Linked DNA regions of Homo sapiens: region 2 is linked to region 1. A link is an interaction called in ENCODE POLR2A ChIA-PET data of the cell type or tissue named here. Cell type or tissue: B cell. All regions are shown on one strand. Links, peaks and the distances in the headings refer to the core of each region. The heading gives the core; the rest is flanking DNA.

Region 1 (2,934 bases), core at 263-2,762:
GACAAAAGCGTTTCTTAATTAAGCGTAGAAGTGCTTGCCAACGTTTAATGTTTTGGTTGCACTTTGTAACTACTATCACTGTCTAAACAGAGAGCTATAATGGGTGCTGTAACCAGAATGTGAAAACGCTGAAGTAGGTACTATACTGTTGATGTGGTGTTTTTCCCCCCTTCCAAAATTTGCTTGTAACTAAGGGAGTGGAAAATTGGATACCTTTCACTTGCCTGATGTTGTACTTTATGAACCCATTTCTTTTTTCCCTTTTGTTGTTCTTTTTAGCTTTTATAGGAGAAGGTGACTGCTTAGTAAATTCTTAAATTCACAAATGCTATCAACCATAATGCTCTAAACTTGTGTAATGGGCCAGATTTATAATTAAGTAACTCTTTAAAATATTGATGATCCTTTACATTCTCAAAAACTGTTTACAGCACATTACTTTCAATTGCATTTACCAGTCCTTCAGCTAAATGAATGGATTTCTAAAATGGAATTATTATTTTAAATTGATCTATTAGTTTGGTGATATCAGACATACTGATAGTGTCAGGTTTAAAATTGATATTGTTTTATGTGATAGGTAATATACCATTTCTTTTTCACTTTTAAGTGAAAATCAGTTATTTGTGGGATTGAACAATACCTTAAACAAGTATTTACTGAATGCTTATTATGAAAGTTGCTGTGGAGGTATAAAACAGCTTCATGGATATTATATTCTAGGGGGATATTAATGATTGATAATTTACCTATTCGTGTTCTTAGGCACAGTGGGAATTGTGCCATGAAGTCTAATGGCAAAGATTATGAACAACAATTATTTTCATAGCCCATAAGTAACATTGCCCTAGGGAAGGGCTGGATTAATGTTTACCTGTGGTTACCTTTCCTGGATCCCAGCACTCCCAGACTCGTCATTTGGGCAGAGGGTCACATGAAAGAAAAAACTAACCACAGGCTTTCCTGGCGTTGCCCCAAGTCCACTTTACTTGAACTCTATATTGGTTAGTTAATATGCCTAGGAAATGACAAAATGAGAAAGGAAATTCATCTACTTTATTTACACATATTGAATTACTTTTTGCCTATGTCTTCTTGCACTATTGCACTAATGATGGTTCAGTTCAAAGTAGCAGCTAAATGAGAATCTGAAATCTCATGTTTAAATACTAAGTTGGAGGATCTGTGGAAGCTGAAAGCCTTATTATACTTTTAAAAACTTGACAGCTTGCTAACTTACCTTAATTGTCATGTTATTGTTATTATCTGTATTTTGACTGGCAGATTACTTGTGTGCCAGTTTACATGTTTTTCTTCTTAAAATGATTACGCCATTTTTGTAAAGTGTGTCGGTTTCCCTCATATGAATGCAATGGCATTTATATACATTGCATAAAATTAGAACTCTGTTTTTGGATCAGACTAATTTGTATTCTATCAAAAAGCAAAGAGAATCAAATGTAAGTGGGTTGTTCTGCTATAATGTGTGGTATCAAATAATAGCTTTCACTAGGACTCTAATCGAAAGACTTTTTTTGGTTTGTTTCTGGACTACCTGGATCCTAAATATGTAAATTTTTCACTTTTAGCTTTCATTTATTGAACATTATTTTTCTTTTAGTTGCATTTGAGTTTGTCTTTGGGTTCCGGAGGTGAAGAATCAGACAAAGAAAAACAGGAAATGTTTGCAGTTCATTCTGTCAACTTGCTGTTGAAAAGCATAGGTGCTACTCTGACTGATGTGGATGACCTTATATTCAAGTAAGACTTCTGTTAGAGTACATTGAGAAGCAGGTGTACCAAGGTCATGTTTCTAGACATTAATTCTCTCCACTTGTGCAATGTTAGCTTAGGAAAAGGATAACTTTACTACTTATATTTGGAGAATTTGGTTCATTTGTGATTATACTCTTTAGGAATGCTTATTGTATTCATAATGATAAGGTGTAGAGTCTTGTTTTTTGTTTTTTTTGATTACTCATATCTAGATAATACATGGATGTAGAATAATAATTGAATTTTTTAGTCATATATTATAAATTAACCATATTTTAAAACATAATTATATTTAGAGATATGTAATGCTAGATACATATGCATTAAATAAATTGTTATTGAATTGAAATTCAACAATGGTATTGGAACAAGTAGTTATCTGGGTGAAAAAAAATTCCCTGTAGATCATTTTTACCTTACATGTACACTACTAAATTTCAGAGGAAACGAATGATAAAATATAAAACCTAAACTGAAAAGACAAAAAAAGTCCAATCTCTGAATAGAGGAGGTCTTTCTAAGTTTAAAAGCAGTGGAAAACATTTCAATGGAAAATAAAAGATACATTTAACCACATAAAAATCAAATACTTTACAACAAAATCAATGAAAATAATTAAAAAACAAAAGCCTGGGAAAATATAATGACAGAGAAAGGACTGTTATCTTAATATTAAACATTGAGAAGAAAAACCTAGATTCTAACGGTATAATGGCCAGAGAACAATAGGAGATAATTCGCAAAAGGGAAAACACAGTGATGGCGTTATTATTTATCAAAGAATACATGCAAATTAAAGCAAATTATCAAAGATTTTAAAATATGAGCGATTCTATTTTAAAATCCTATTTAATACTAGTCAGGGGTGGTTCTAAGAAATAGGTACTTTTTAAATACTGTTGGTATAAGTGGAAAACTGCATTTGTTAGGAGCCTTCAATGTTTTGTTGCTTTTCACTCAGTAGTTCTCTTTTTGGAAATTCTTTCCAAAAAGTAATCTAACCTTGAAGTTCAACCAAAGAGTTATATTCAACATACGCATGGCATCATTAATTATTTTAGCAAAAATTGGAAATGTCTGACAGTGGAAGAATTGTTTGTTACGACACTGCCACATGGTAGCATGCTATGCATCCGTTAAAAATGGTTATGTCAAGTT
Region 2 (2,934 bases), core at 248-2,747, 74 kb before region 1:
TTCATTGCCTCTACCAGGTCCAGAATACTCATATAAGTCCACAATAAATATTTGTGGAAGAAATTTGTGAATAAAAGTAATGAATTTCTTTTAAACATTTCAGGTGAAATTAAAGAGCCCCTTGAAATCTCTATATCACAAGATGTACATGATTCAAAAAATACTTTAACAACTGGAGTGGAAGAAATTAGGTCTGTAGACATCATTAATATGCTGCTGAATTTTGAAATTAAAGAGGTGTGTAATTTTCATCTGTTTTTGTAAAGTGAGGTGAATAAGTAATGGATATTGGAATTACCTCTACTAAACTTACAGATAATTGATACTGATGAAAAAAATCTATGTGGGCTGTTCACATGTAGCAGTGATGTTTTAAAAATTGAAAGTTTGTTAAGGATTTGGGAGTTTATAATATTTCATAGAGAAAATGACAGCATGTTGTATAACATGCTTTTTAATGATTTTAGGACAGTTGGAATGTCACTTGCTTTGGATGTCATATAAGAAATGCAGGAAAGGACAATAGTGTCAGATAAATTCTTTTCAAATGTTAGAAACTCTTGATAGAATAAAACACAATATGCCTGCATTTTAAAAAAAAGTTACATTACTAATATGTTTGCCATCTGCATACTCTTGAGGAAAGATGAAATACATTTTCTTCTTTATTCACCCATCCAACAAATATTTATTGTATATGCCCAGTGACAAGGATAGAGGTAAAAGGCGTAGAGTCTGAACTCATGCAGGAAAACTGTTAACATTTTTGTAATTATTTCACGAAAACTCTGCTGAGGATACTAATTGGAGCTTGGGGTGCTGATGGTAGGGAGGGGGCATTTAAGCAAACTGAGAGGGTCATAAAAGATTTTCCAGAGGAGGAGACATTTCAATGAAGTTTTTAAAGAGAAATAAGAAAGGACTATAAATCATGCTGCTATAAAGACACATGCACATGTATGTTTATTGCGGCACTATTCACAATAGCAAAGACTTGGAACCAACCCAAATGTCCAACAGTGATAGACTGGATTAAGAAAATGTGGCACATATACACCATGGAATACTATGCAGCCATAAAAAATGATGAGTTCATGTCCTTTTTAGGGACATGGATGAAATTGGAAATCATCATTCTCAGTAACTGTCGCAAGAACAAAAAACCAAACACCACATATTCTCACTCATAGGTGGGAATTGAACAATGAGGACACATGGACACAGGAAGGGGAACATCACATTCTGGGGACTGTTATGGGGTCGGGGGAGGGGGGAGGGATAGCTTTAGGAGATATACCTAATGCTAAATGATGAGTTAATGGGTGCAGCACACCAGCATGGCACATGTATACATATATAACTAACCTGCGCATTGTGCACATGTACCCTAAAACTTAAAGTATAATAATAATAAAATAAAATAAAATAAATTAAAAAAAATTGTCTGAGAAAAGGGATCAGGAAAGGGTCTGGGGCAAGGCAGAAAGAGGAACAGGCATAAAAGTGTGAGTATGTGAGAAAGCATAGTGGATACAGGGACTTGCAAGGACTTCCTCTAAGATCCGTTTTATCATTAAATAATTTTATAGAGGTTATGTTTTTGCTCTGAGCTAAAAATAATAAAGTTTTAAGTAGGCTGGTTGCAATGGCTTATGCCTGTAATCTCAGTACTCTGGGAGGCCAAGACTGGAGGATCGCTTGAGTTCAGGTATTTGAGACCAGCCTGGGCAACATAACAAGACCCCATCTCTACAAAAAAAAAAAGATTTTTTTTTTAATTAGTCAGTTGTGGTGGCATGTGCCTTTAGTCCTGGCTACTTGGGAAGCAGGAGGATCGCTTGAGCCCAGGAGGTCAAGACTGCAGTGAGCTCTGATTGTGCCACTGCACTCCAGCCTGGGTGACAGAGCAAGACCCTGTCTCTAACAATCAATCAGTCAATAAACAAACAAACAAACTTTTAAAGGAATGGGCTCTACTTTTTAGAATCTGAAATACATCCTTTGATGTTATATGTTAAACTTGGATGTTTTTCTGGTTAATATCAGAGTTAATGAAGGTTTTTAAGCCTTGGTAGTTGAAACATTGATAGATGAATCATTCTATTTGCAGATATACTTAACACACACACACAAACACACATACACACACACATATATAAAGTCCATAAGACCTTTTAAATATTCTTTGTAATATATATTATGATTGTTCTCCTCCCTTAGGACAATGATTGGGTTAAAGGGGAGCAGTTTGCATTGCTCCCAATGGATATTTGGCATTGTTTGAAAACATTTTCTGTTGCCATTATCTGGGGGGAGAATACTAATGACAACTGGTAGGTAGAGGCCAGGGATGCTGCCTCATATCCTACAGTGCATAAGACATTTCCCACCACAAAGAATTACCAGCTCAAAATGTTAATGGTGCCGAAGATGAAAGAGCTTGCCTTAGGAGTGGTGTAAAAATTGGCTGTTGGTCTTACAGACTTTCAGAAGAAAGGCTGTCCATCAGACTAGGAGTTCTGGGAATCATGCCAAACTGCAGGCACAAATAGAAGTACACATCTTAACATTGTGTGAATTTCTTCCTTATATCACTCTGGATACTTATTAAATTCTTGACTTACCTTCATTGCATATTGGTGAAATAGTTGGTGGTAATACTGGTACCGTTTTTTAGGTTGTGGTTACTTTGATGAAAAAATCAGAAAAGAAAGGAAGGCCTTTACATGAGCTAAATGTCCTGCAACTTGGAATGGAAGCTAAAGTTAAAACCTATGACATGACTGCTAAAGCTTATCTAAAAAAAATTAGTATGCAGTGCTTTGATTTCACTGGTAAGTGTGAAATATTGTCTGTGTAAATTATTCATTAGGCAGATGATCCCTACCTTTTTATCAACATTAAACATATTGATTTCTGTGCAATTGTGTTAAT

Evidence for each region. Peaks named below come from ENCODE experiments on the same cell type or tissue, not always from the same donor. Only the 100,000 strongest peaks of a DNase experiment are listed, where the experiment ranks them.
Region 2: POLR2A ChIA-PET joins it to region 1 with 5 read pairs; 3 of 35 experiments call an interaction of 5 or more read pairs at or near these places.

The regions. Positions count from the first base shown.
Region 1 is chr15:61,877,434-61,880,367 of GRCh38, reverse strand. VPS13C (vacuolar protein sorting 13 homolog C) reads left to right here. Exons shown (of 85, transcript NM_020821.3): 74 at 1,622-1,761. It overlaps LOC124903501 (a long non-coding RNA gene), which reads right to left. Exons shown (of 3, transcript XR_007064668.1): 3 at 875-1,018. Among named protein-coding and RNA genes, the nearest start is that of LINC02349, 150 kb to the right of the region's middle. In B cell, for the core only: no CTCF peak of the experiment used is centred there; no DNase peak of the experiment used is centred there.
Region 2 is chr15:61,951,724-61,954,657 of GRCh38, reverse strand. It overlaps VPS13C (vacuolar protein sorting 13 homolog C), which reads left to right. Exons shown (of 85, transcript NM_020821.3): 38 at 104-237; 39 at 2,678-2,834. Among named protein-coding and RNA genes, the nearest start is that of VPS13C, 110 kb to the left of the region's middle. In B cell, for the core only: no CTCF peak of the experiment used is centred there; no DNase peak of the experiment used is centred there; H3K27ac peaks cover 263 bases.